Regions from separate parts of the Homo sapiens genome. Here region 2 is linked to region 1. A link is an interaction called in ENCODE POLR2A ChIA-PET data of the cell type or tissue named here. Cell type or tissue: HepG2. All regions are shown on one strand. Links, peaks and the distances in the headings refer to the core of each region. The heading gives the core; the rest is flanking DNA. Region 1 has its middle 380 kb from the start of RGMA. Region 2 overlaps LOC105370982 (a long non-coding RNA gene).

Evidence for each region. ChIA-PET counts read pairs that join two places held together with the same protein. Peaks named below come from ENCODE experiments on the same cell type or tissue, not always from the same donor. Only the 100,000 strongest peaks of a DNase experiment are listed, where the experiment ranks them.
Region 2: POLR2A ChIA-PET joins it to region 1 with 5 read pairs; 2 of 35 experiments call an interaction of 5 or more read pairs at or near these places.

What each region holds. Positions count from the first base shown.
Region 1 is chr15:93,469,695-93,475,076 of GRCh38, reverse strand. No RefSeq gene overlaps it. Among named protein-coding and RNA genes, the nearest start is that of RGMA, 380 kb to the right of the region's middle. In HepG2, for the core only: no CTCF peak of the experiment used is centred there; no DNase peak of the experiment used is centred there.
Region 2 is chr15:93,339,141-93,344,522 of GRCh38, reverse strand. The region is part of intron 5 of LOC105370982 (a long non-coding RNA gene); the gene reads right to left. Among named protein-coding and RNA genes, the nearest start is that of RGMA, 250 kb to the right of the region's middle. In HepG2, for the core only: no CTCF peak of the experiment used is centred there; DNase peaks (open chromatin) are centred at 3,172 and 4,302.

The sequences.
Region 1 (5,382 bases), core at 68-5,067:
TGCATCAAGCAACTCTACATGTAGGCATTTTCTAATCTACTTTCTGACCAACATGCTATTCCCTCCTCTAGAAGGTTGGATGGAGGAACATAACTGAATGTGTTAACAGGAAGTACGAGCTGAGCAAACAATAACTGGATGCAAAGCCGGACTTTGCCAGCCGGCCAGCATGTGGGGCCTGGCTCATGGGACTAAGGACCAGGAGGGCTGACCCGAGGTCAAATGGGTGCTGCACACTAATACTAGTGCCTTTGGATACCTTCTCTTGCAGAAGTCCTGCAGAGCCAAATATTTCTCAGGTCTACTTCATCAGTTATCAGCCGTTCAGCAGGCGGCCACGAGCGCAGGTTTTGGGACTATCAGAGCTTCATGGGGGAAATGCCAAGGAAATTACAGTGCTCTCAAATCTCTCCCACAACCAACATCAGCACACACTGGAGAACGTGTGCCTTTCATATCTATTACAATATCAAGTAAGAGATAAAAAGTAAGACCAAACCCACTAGTCAAATATCCTTGCTGAACCTTCAAAGACCATTCATAGGACATCAAAAATGGCTATTCTTCCAAAATATTCAGGTTTCCTGAAAGGCATGGCAGCAGGAGAACACATTTAACAGTGAATTCTTTAACAATATAAAGAGCAGTAACAGAAGAAAACATTGACTGTGGCCTAGCACTTTTCACATACGCTGTCCTTTACTCTTCAAAATGGCATTTTGAATTGAGCAGAGTTGGTATTATTATCAAGATGCCTTCTTTTGATAAAAGGGCTTTCTCCTGATCAAAACAAATCTGAAAATAGAAGGTACAAACTTCATAAAATTGAAAAATGTCAATTATTAAGAAAATGTTAAATGCTAATGTATTTGTTTCATTTATTTTTAAAACTGAAATGAGAGCTTGAACAAAGGAATATAAGCGTGCAACTAAATGCAGGGTGTTCTTGCACATGACCATCGTAAAAACACTTTGAAATTTGAACATCTCTTTGCAGAGATTCAGGTATTTACCATATGTTTGACCAATAACCATGAACACAAGTCTAATTTTAAAAAGAAAAAGAGACCTGACCTTTTAGAGAGGTGGTAAACTTCTGGATTGCCATATAAACCAGTAAATGCGTTGAACAGAGACAATTTACTTTGATAACAGCTGTTTCTCCAGGAGAATTTATTTTAAAACTGCCTGGCTTTCAAAAATCTGCCTTTCTGTTTTAAGACTGAAAAAGGTGCCTTTACCAGAACTTTCAAGTGTTTCAGTGTGGGTTCAGGTTCAGGTGAAGAACCAGTTTGAGGGAGCTAGGTTTTCATTTTATCTGTACCAGTTCATACAACCTACTGAACAAAGAATTATAGGCAGGTGATATCTGAGTCTTCTACAAGATGTGTGTGGGGATCCAGAATTCACCTCAAAGGGACTCTCCAGGTTGGCTTGCCTTATGGAAATATCTATAGCTTCAGGCTCTACTGGAGTCCTTTTATTAGAATTATTTACTGCTGCAAAATCAGGAAGTCTTATATCACCAGCAGACAATTTGATTGTCAGAGGTGTTCAAACCAGAGCGACTCCATCTTGAACAGGTGCTGGGTACAATGAGGCTGAGACCTGCTGGGCTGCATTCCCAGGAGGTTAGGCATTCTAAGTCACAGGATAGGATAGGAGGTCAGCACAAGATACAGGTCACAAAGACCTTGCTGAAAACACAGGTTGCAGTAAAGAAGCCAGCCAAAACCCATCAAAACAAAGATGGCAACAAAAGTGACCTCTGGTCATCCTCACTGCTCATTATACAATAATTATAATGCATTAGCATGTTAAGACATTCCCACCAGTGCCACCATACTTTACAAATGCCAAGACAACCTCAGGAAGTCACCCTATAGGGTCTAAAAGGGGGGAGAACCCTCAGTTCCAGGACTTGCCCACCCCTTTCCCAGAAAACTCATGAATAATCCAACCCTTGTTTAGCATATAATCAAGAAATTACGAGAAGTATTCTTAGTCCAGCAGCCCTTGGGGCTGCTCTGCCTATGAAGTGGCCATCCCATATTCCTTTACTTTTTTTTTTTTTTTTTTTTTTTTGACAGGGAGTCTCGCTCTGTCGTCCAGGCTGGAGTGCAGTGGCACGATCTCGGCTCACTGGAAGCTCCACCTCCCGGGTTAACGCCATTCTCCTGCCTCAGCCTCCCGAGTAGCTGGGACTACAGGCGCCCACCACCACGCCCGGCTAATTTTTTGTTTTGTATTTTTAGTAGAGACGGGGTTTCACCGTGTTAGCCAGGATGGTCTCGATCTCCTGACCTTGTGGTCTGCCCACCTCGGCCTTCCAAAGTGCTGGGATTACAGGCGTGAGTCACCGTGCCCGGCCTGTTCCTTTACTTTCTTAATAAACTTGCTTTCACTTTATGGATTTGCCTCAAATTCCTTCTTGGTGAGATCCAAGAACCCTCTCTTGGGAGTCTCTATGGGGACCCCTTTCCGCTAACACAATCACTGAATACAAATAAGCAGCCTTCTGCCCAAGGGCCAAAAGGGAAGCTCTCTTCCCCATTTACAGAGGGACAGAGTCATGGAAAGGGGTGCAATTTTGATGCTAAGTTTTGACGTGTGTCTCCTGATGCAGGAAAATGGATTGACCTAAGAATCCTTGTCTCATTCGGGTGACCAGTCAACACCAAAAGTATCTGAAAGAAACAGCAGTCATCACGGTCACATGGCCCCCTATTAAAGAAAAAAAAGTTGATCCTTATCTGCGTGGGTCAACCCAAGACCATCCCAGCTATTACTTTCTCATTATTGCCTATGTCTGAGAGTAACCTTGTAGCTAAACAAAACCGGCAGGGCAATTGCATTTCAAAAGTCTCTTAGAATCTAGACTCCATGGTAACCCTACCCCTTCCGCTTCTGACCTCCGGGGGAGGAAATTGGTGTCCTCTGCTTCTAGAGGAAGTGAATTAATTCACAGAGGCCCTGCATCACAAGCTGAAATTCTATTCTGTTTGTGTGCAAAACGCTTCCCTTTTTTTTCTTTTTTTTTTTTTTTTATCATTTTGTTATTGACACCAGTAGACAGTGATTTCATTGACCTAAAAGTGAAGTCGGCCGGGCGCAGTGGCTCACGCCTGGAATCCCAGCACTCTGGGAGGCCGAGGCGGGCAGATCACGAGGTCAGGAGATCGAGACCATCCTGGCTAACACGGTGAAACCCTGTCTCTACTAAAAATCCAAAAAAATTAGCCGGGCGTGGTGGTGGGTGCCTGTAGTCCCAGCTACTCGGGAGGCTGAGGCAGGAGAATGGCGTGAACCCGGAGGCGGAGCTTCCAGTGAGCCGAGATCAGGCCACTGCACTCCAGTCGGGCGACAGAGAGAGACTCCGTGTCAAAAAAAAAAAAAAAAAAACAAAAAAGCGAAGTCACCAGAATTGTCTTTTTAAAAGGAAGACAATATGAAAAATATGTTGAACTTATGGTCAGTAAAGAGATGCCTGGCACATTGCTGATTACTCACAGCTCTTTTTTTCAGCCTAACCTCCTATAAAGATTTCATCAAGATGCTTCTGATCAAGAGCATCAGAATATGCTCCGTATATTTGAAATATTTACCTTTACAGAGCTTTTTAAAAAATCTCTCAGCTCCCCAGTCTGAGGGAAATAAACTGTCCTCTAAATGAGGTCTAATATTCCATAGCTCTGTTTAAGGCCACAGAGGGCTGGCTTTCATTCCTGTGTCCAATGACGAATTTTTGAGAGTATTGGGCAAAGCACTCTCTTTCTCCACATCTGAAATCAGATCACAAAAAAAGATATAGGGCCAGGCGCGGTGGCTCACGCCTGTAATCCCAGCACTTTGGGAGGCCTCGGCGGGAGGATCACCTGAGATCAGGAGTTCGACATCAGCCTGGCCAACATGGTGAAACCCGTCTCTACTAAAAATACAAAAAAAAAAAAAAAATTAGCCAGGCATGGTGGCACATGCCTGTAATCCCAGCTACTCAAAAGGCTGAGGCAGGAGCATCGCCTGAACCCGGGAGGCAGGGGTTGCAGTGAGCCGAGATCGCGCTATTGCACTCCAGCCTGGGCGACAAGAGCAAGATTCTGTCTCAAAAAATAGATATAGATATAGATATAGATATAGATATAGATATAGATAGATAGAAAAAGTCCTAGGCATCCATGAAAAGGAGGTGTTTGTGATTATTTCTTTTTAGAATAAATGAAGTCACATTGCAAATGGGTACAGGGCTTCTTTTTAGGGTGCTGAAAATGCTCTAAAATGTGTGCTCACAATTCTATGAATATATTAAAACTATGGAATTGTACACTTTGATGAATTGTATAGTATGTGAATTACATTTTAATAAAATTGTTACATTAACGAAGAGAAATTAAGCCGTAATGATAGTTTAATTATAATACAATTATTTTTAAGAACTAAGCAATACTACAAATCACTTTCATAATATTACTACCATAATAATATCACACATTAAACATATGGTACTTGTTTGGGAAGGAAATATTTGAAAAGATAATAGTTGTAGTTTTGATACGGCCCCTATGAGTGGAGGAGCACCAGGGCTCTTGTCTCATGCCAAATTAGATAGGATGACACACACGTGAAGTGAATTTAAGGAGCGGAGAGTTTAACAGGCAAGAAAGAAGGGAGAAGAAAGAAAGAAGCTCCCCTGTACAGAGGCAGAGGGAGGGGGGGTCCAAAACCGAAAGAGTAGATCCCATGTGCCGTGGATACCAGCCAATTTTATGAGGAGGCTGGAGGAGGTGGTGCCTGATTTGCATAGGGCTCACCGGATTGGTTTGACCAGGCAGGTCATTCGCGTAGCCCGTGAAAAAAAAACTGGCCCTCCCACCCCAGTCTTTTAATATGCAAATGCAGGGCTCCATAATATTCTACACACGTGGGGATATGTGGAGGCGGCCATGTGGCCAGGCACATATTGGGGCAAGGGCAAGAAGACAACGGTAGGAATCGTCATGTTTGGGTGGACGCAGTTTCTAATGGCTTGCGTTTGCATATCAAAGGTTGCCTGCCCAGTTCTAAGAGCTAGGTTTTCCCACTAGACAAGAAACGTTTCTGGAGCTGCTTTAAAACAGAGGAAAACTTTCCGAGGATCCCTTTTCCTCTCTACCTGCCTAAAATAATTTCTTAATAACTCCTAGAACAGTTTGACTACCTCAGCAATAGTGTTCTAAAAATGTTCCACTGAAATACAGAATAAATTTTCAATCTATACATGCTATGTAACACAATATTATTTATACTATTGTTGTGATTTTCTTTAGCCAAGCCTATGGAGAAAGGGCTCTGTGTCAACCAGGTCCCATGATACCTGGGACATTGAAGAAGCAGCTGGCACCGTTT
Region 2 (5,382 bases), core at 207-5,206, 130 kb after region 1:
GACGCAGGAACTCACTGAGCCTCAAGGAATGTGAAACTGGGGAGTATGGGTAAGGCTCACTGAGCACGGAAGGAAAAACAGGCAGGCAGTATTCTTCTCTAACTTAGACTACGGGGTTGGGGGTGGGTACACTACACTTAGCTTTTGAAGGAAAAAGTAAAAATTTCTTGGTTGTCTTTGATTGTACTTGTAAAATTCATAAATTCCTTCTTCAGTATATGTACCACATTCTATTATTGCCTTTCTTTTAAGGTTGATTTTCCTCCTGATAGAGAGATGGCTGCCTGTAGCTATCTTCCTTGTTCTTGTCTACTGGGAAAAGACTGGACTCTCTTAAATCCAAAGAAGAATTTTCTCCCCTAGACTGATTCAAATTTCAGGGACTTATTTCTGTGATCAGCAGACACGTACTGTTTGCATTAAACTAAACTGTTTGTATGAACTGCATAGTGTCAGAGGTGTTTGAACCAGAGTGACTCCATCTTGAATAGGTGCTGGGTAAAATGAGGCTGAGACCTAATGGGCTGCATTCCCAGGAGGTTAGGCATTCTTAGTCACAGGATGAGATAGGGGGACAGCAGAAGATACAGGTCACAACGACCTTGATGAGAAAACAGGATTCGGTAAAGAAACCGGCCAAAACCCACCAAAACCAAAATGGCAATGAAAGTGATCTCTGATTGTTCTCAGTGCTCATTATACACTGATTATAATGCATTAGCATGCTAAAAGACACTCCCACCAGTATCATGACAGTTTACCCTACATGGTCTAAAAAGAGGAGGAACCCTCAGTTCAGGGAATTGCCCACCCCTTTCCCAGAAAATTCATGAATAATTCACCCTTTGTTTAGTATATAATCAAGATATAAGTTTACTCTCAGTCAAGCAGCCCATGCTGCTGCTCTGCCTATGGAGTAGGCATTCTTTTATTCTTTTACCTTTTTTTTTTTTTTTTTTTTGAGATAGAGTCTCGCTCTGTCACCCAGGCTGGAGTGGAAAGGCATGATCTCGGCTCACTGCAACCTCCGCCACCCAGGTTCAAGCAATTGTCTGCCTCAGCCTCCCGAGTAGCTGGGATTACAGACGCCTGCCACCCAGCTAATTTTTTTTTTTTTTAATCTTTAGTAGAGACGGGGTTTCACCATCTTGCTCAGGCTGGTCTTAAACTCCTGACCTCGTGTTCTACCCACCGCGGCCTCCCAAAGTGCTGGGATTATAGGCGTGAGCCACTGCGCCCAGCCCCTTTCTTTTGCTTTCTTAATAAACTTGCTTTCACTTTATGGACTTGCCCCAAATTCTTTCTTGCACGAGGTCCAAGAACCTTCTTTTGGTGTCTTGATCGGGACCCCTTTCTGGTAACAATAGTAAAAGGTATACTTCTGTTATTACTCTCTGAAAGAGCTCTGGTATTAAAACAATTGTTACAAAGAGTGATGGCTACCCACAAGAAACATGTAGCTCTCATACAGTTACTTCAACAAAGTGCTTTAAGTAATTATTAATATTTTCCATTATCAAATAAAGATGCTTTCTTTCCCAACACTGCACTGGCAAAACAGTATGTTCTCATTAACTGAGGTTTAAACAATTAGTTTTATTTCTCCCCATACCTAGTATCCAAATATCTATTTACTTGGTTATAAGACCAAACAATTTTTGTTATCGCTTATTCTTCAGATGAAATTCAATAAACCATGCATGACATTTTTAATTAAACTGATTTTCAGAAAGTGCATAGAAGTGATGTGGGGAACAGCAGGAGGATGAACTGCAGGGTATAAACAGAAAGAGCTGTTCTCCATTTTTAACCAAATCAATATTCAATAATCTTAGTGCCTTGAAAAGCTACAAATAGGGACGTAACATGAGACTTTATAGAAGAGGGAAAAAAAAAGATGTGCTTTAATCTTTTTCTTTGCAGAAGACGACCCAAGATTTTTGAAGACACAAAGACAAATGTGCCTTGTGTTAAACTGATCAGACATCAAGTTAAATCTCCTCAGAAAGGTGCTCATTCGGGGAACTTCTGCTCACTCATTTTTTTTTTTTTTTTTCTTGAGATGGATTTTTTTTTTTCCAGGCTGGAGTGCAATGGCGCGATTTCGGCCCACCGCAACCTCTGCCTCCCAGGTTCATGTGATTCTCCTGCCTCAGCCTCCCGAATAGCTGGGATTACAGGCATGTGCCACCATGCCCGGCTAATTTTGTATTTTTAGTAGAGACAGGTTTCTCCATGTTGGTCAGGCTGGTCTTGAACTCCCAACCTCAGGTGATCCACCCACCTCAGCCTGCTCACTCATTTTAAACACATCCATGTCGGTTCGCATTTTTCTTTCTCTTAAGTTATCTACCACCGTCTCCTTAAAGTTTCCTATAATTGAAAATGTACCACCTGGGCTAAAGAGAGACCATTCTCAACCTCAGTTTCTCCCCCAAGCCTCACCTTGAGCACCCACCTGCCCTCTTCTCTCATCCCCCCAGGCCCATATTCTAAACATGTGACCATCAGCATAGGATGTAGTAACTGCCTAACTGGGAAATCCACTCTGGTGAAGAGGCCCACTACCCTCTTTTCAGCTGTTCAATCCACTCACTTCCCCTAAAGGGAAGTTAAAGGAAGCTCTATTTTTGGTTAGGGTAATGCTAACTGCTGTATTAACAAAGAAACCCCACAACTCCAACGGCTTAACAATAAAAATGTAGCTCTCACTCACTTAACACTTCAGTGTGTTCGCTCTGGTTGGAGTGGAGGAGGAAGGCCTGGAGGGAGGTCTGGACAGGAGTAGGCTCTACCCTTTTCCCACAGGCAGTGTCCAGCTCTCCTGGGGTGTCACTCCCCAAGGGCAGGTAAGGAAGACACATGCACTGCTTAGCCACCTCTGCCTGGGTGCCGCCAACATCATTTCCATTCATAGGTGAAACTAAGTAACATCCCTGGCTAAGCAGCTGCTTCTCAGGAAGCATCCTGTACCATGGAAGGGCCCATGAATTTTGAGTGGACAGTGGCTTTCTCCGCCGCAGATGTCAAAGCAGCATTACTTCATGGGTCCCACCCAAGGACAGAGAAGGACAAGTCTAAAATGTAAAGTCAGTTATTCTAAAAGCCTGATGCCTATTCCTTAAACTGCATATTTGTCCCTTGCAACAGGAGATGACACATTTTCCAAATATTGTCAACGGTAATGTTCAAAGGCAACAGGAGTTAAAAGAATGAACTTTGAGTTCACGCAAGCTGGTTATAAATCCTAGCTCTGCTCCTGCTTTCTAAATGACCCTGGGCAAATTGCTGAACCTCTCATCCTGATTCCTTATCTCTGAGAAGAGGATATTAATATGTACTTAAGTCAAATTATTGGGATTATTAAATGAAACCATGTATTTGAAGTGCTTAGCCTGTGCTGAGCTTACAGAGCTTACAGTAATGTTTGATAAATGATAGCTCTGGCTAGTAAATGGTCTAATTTATGTGACGAAAATTGTTATTTTAATCAACAGAACCCTTTTGAACCCTGGTTCAAATGAATAATGGTAAACCCAGTCTCCTTAAAGATTCAAGGAACAATTAAAATTCTAACAGAATTGAATTAGAATTGGTTTAAAAGAGAAGACTCTTCTTTGAAAAACACATTTAAAACACTGTCTTCCTTTTAGTTCTACGAACCTCAAATCAAAGAACTTCAAGGTATGAAACAAAACACGTTTGTTTGGCTTCGCTTACTTTGTTGGGATTATTCATGTGTGCATGTGTGTAAATTACTGCCTTCTTCAGCTGAATTGTCCATGCAAATTTCTCATACCCTCAGAGAGATCATTAATTCATGAGATTTTTATAACTTAAAATCTGAAGAAAAGATAATAAATGATGTTAGTACAAATGAAGCCAGATTCCCATCCTTTGATGTTCCAGAAGGATTCCATCAGCTTGCAGACATTTTCAGCCTGGCTGAATGTAAAACAATTGCCTCCTTCAGAGACAAATGCCAAAATGTGGAGTTCCGATATAAAACATTAGAACAATTCTATGACCATTTATGAGTTTGAACCTTTCTTCGGAATCTATTTCCAAAGTGATATTTTTTTTTAGTGATATTATTTTAGGCTCATATTCAAATAAAGCAACTTAACAAGAGTAAGCTTTTTGTCATGGCACAGAAGAAAAAAGCAAAAAAGACAAACGAAAAAGGACTGAGTCTTTGTGCACACAGTAGCTGTCACCTTGTCCCTCATTCCACATCGCTCCTCTTCTGATAATTAAGTCACTTAATGTGGCTTCCAATGGACTTTGTACCTAAACAATCCCTCACCGAATCTCAGAGGCCAGGAGAGAGAGGGACGGGGAATAGGATGGGGTAGGGACAGAGGATGGAGCCAGGGCTTTGCTGCAGAAAGGTCCCAAGTGAGAAGCCAAATGGCGGGTCATCAGAAAGGACCATGACCTGAGCCAGGAGCCCCAGCTCAGGATGTACATTTCAAAGACTTTAAATTCAAGAGCTGGTGGACACTGCAGCAGGATGGAAGTTGCGTGAGGAGCAGAGTTAAGAGGGTCCTGACTGGCTGCCATGACTAGCTGCAGAATACTCCCACACCTTGCCTTGGTGGCCCGTCAGCTACATAGCAAGCTGGTGCCTTGGGAAGCCTTCAGCGTTTTCTATAATACGAACGAATGGCCGGGCTTCATACCTTCTTTCTCCATGTGTCCATTGGGCACCAACATTTTACAAGTCTCTGTCCTGAGCCCTGGAGGTACTAAACTGAAAGAAAAGGTGCTCAGGTCAGAGAGAAATGAATTAACAGGCCGGGCGCGGTGGCTCACACCTGTAATCTCAGCACTTGGGGATGCCGAGGCGGGCGGATCACGAGGTCAGGAGTTCGAGACCAGCCTGACCAACATGGTAAACCCTGTCTCTACTAAAAATACAAAAATTAACCGGGTGTCGTGGCACCAGCCTGCAATCCCAGCTACTCAGGAGGCCGAGGCAGGAGAATCACTTGAATCTGGGAGGCAGAGGTTGCAGTGAGCCAAGATCTTACTGCTGCACTCCAGCCTGGGCAACAGAGGGAGACTCTGTCTCAAAAAAGAAAAAAAAAAGAAAAAGAAATGAATGAACAAATTGATGCAGTATAATGAGCAATGGGCACAGGGCATTCTGAGAGCACAGAAGAGAAGATATAAAGACAGCAAACAAGAGGCACTGCCAGGGGGAGGGTGACAGGGCTGAGCTGATTTTCTCAGTCATTCAGATCTCATAAGCAAATGGCTAAATAGCAGTCAGCTCATATCAGTTACCAATTTCGTTACAGCAAACCACCCAAGGCATTTATTGTGGCTCCCATAACAGGAGCCATGTTTTGTGGGTCAGCCATTTGGGGCTGGGCTCAG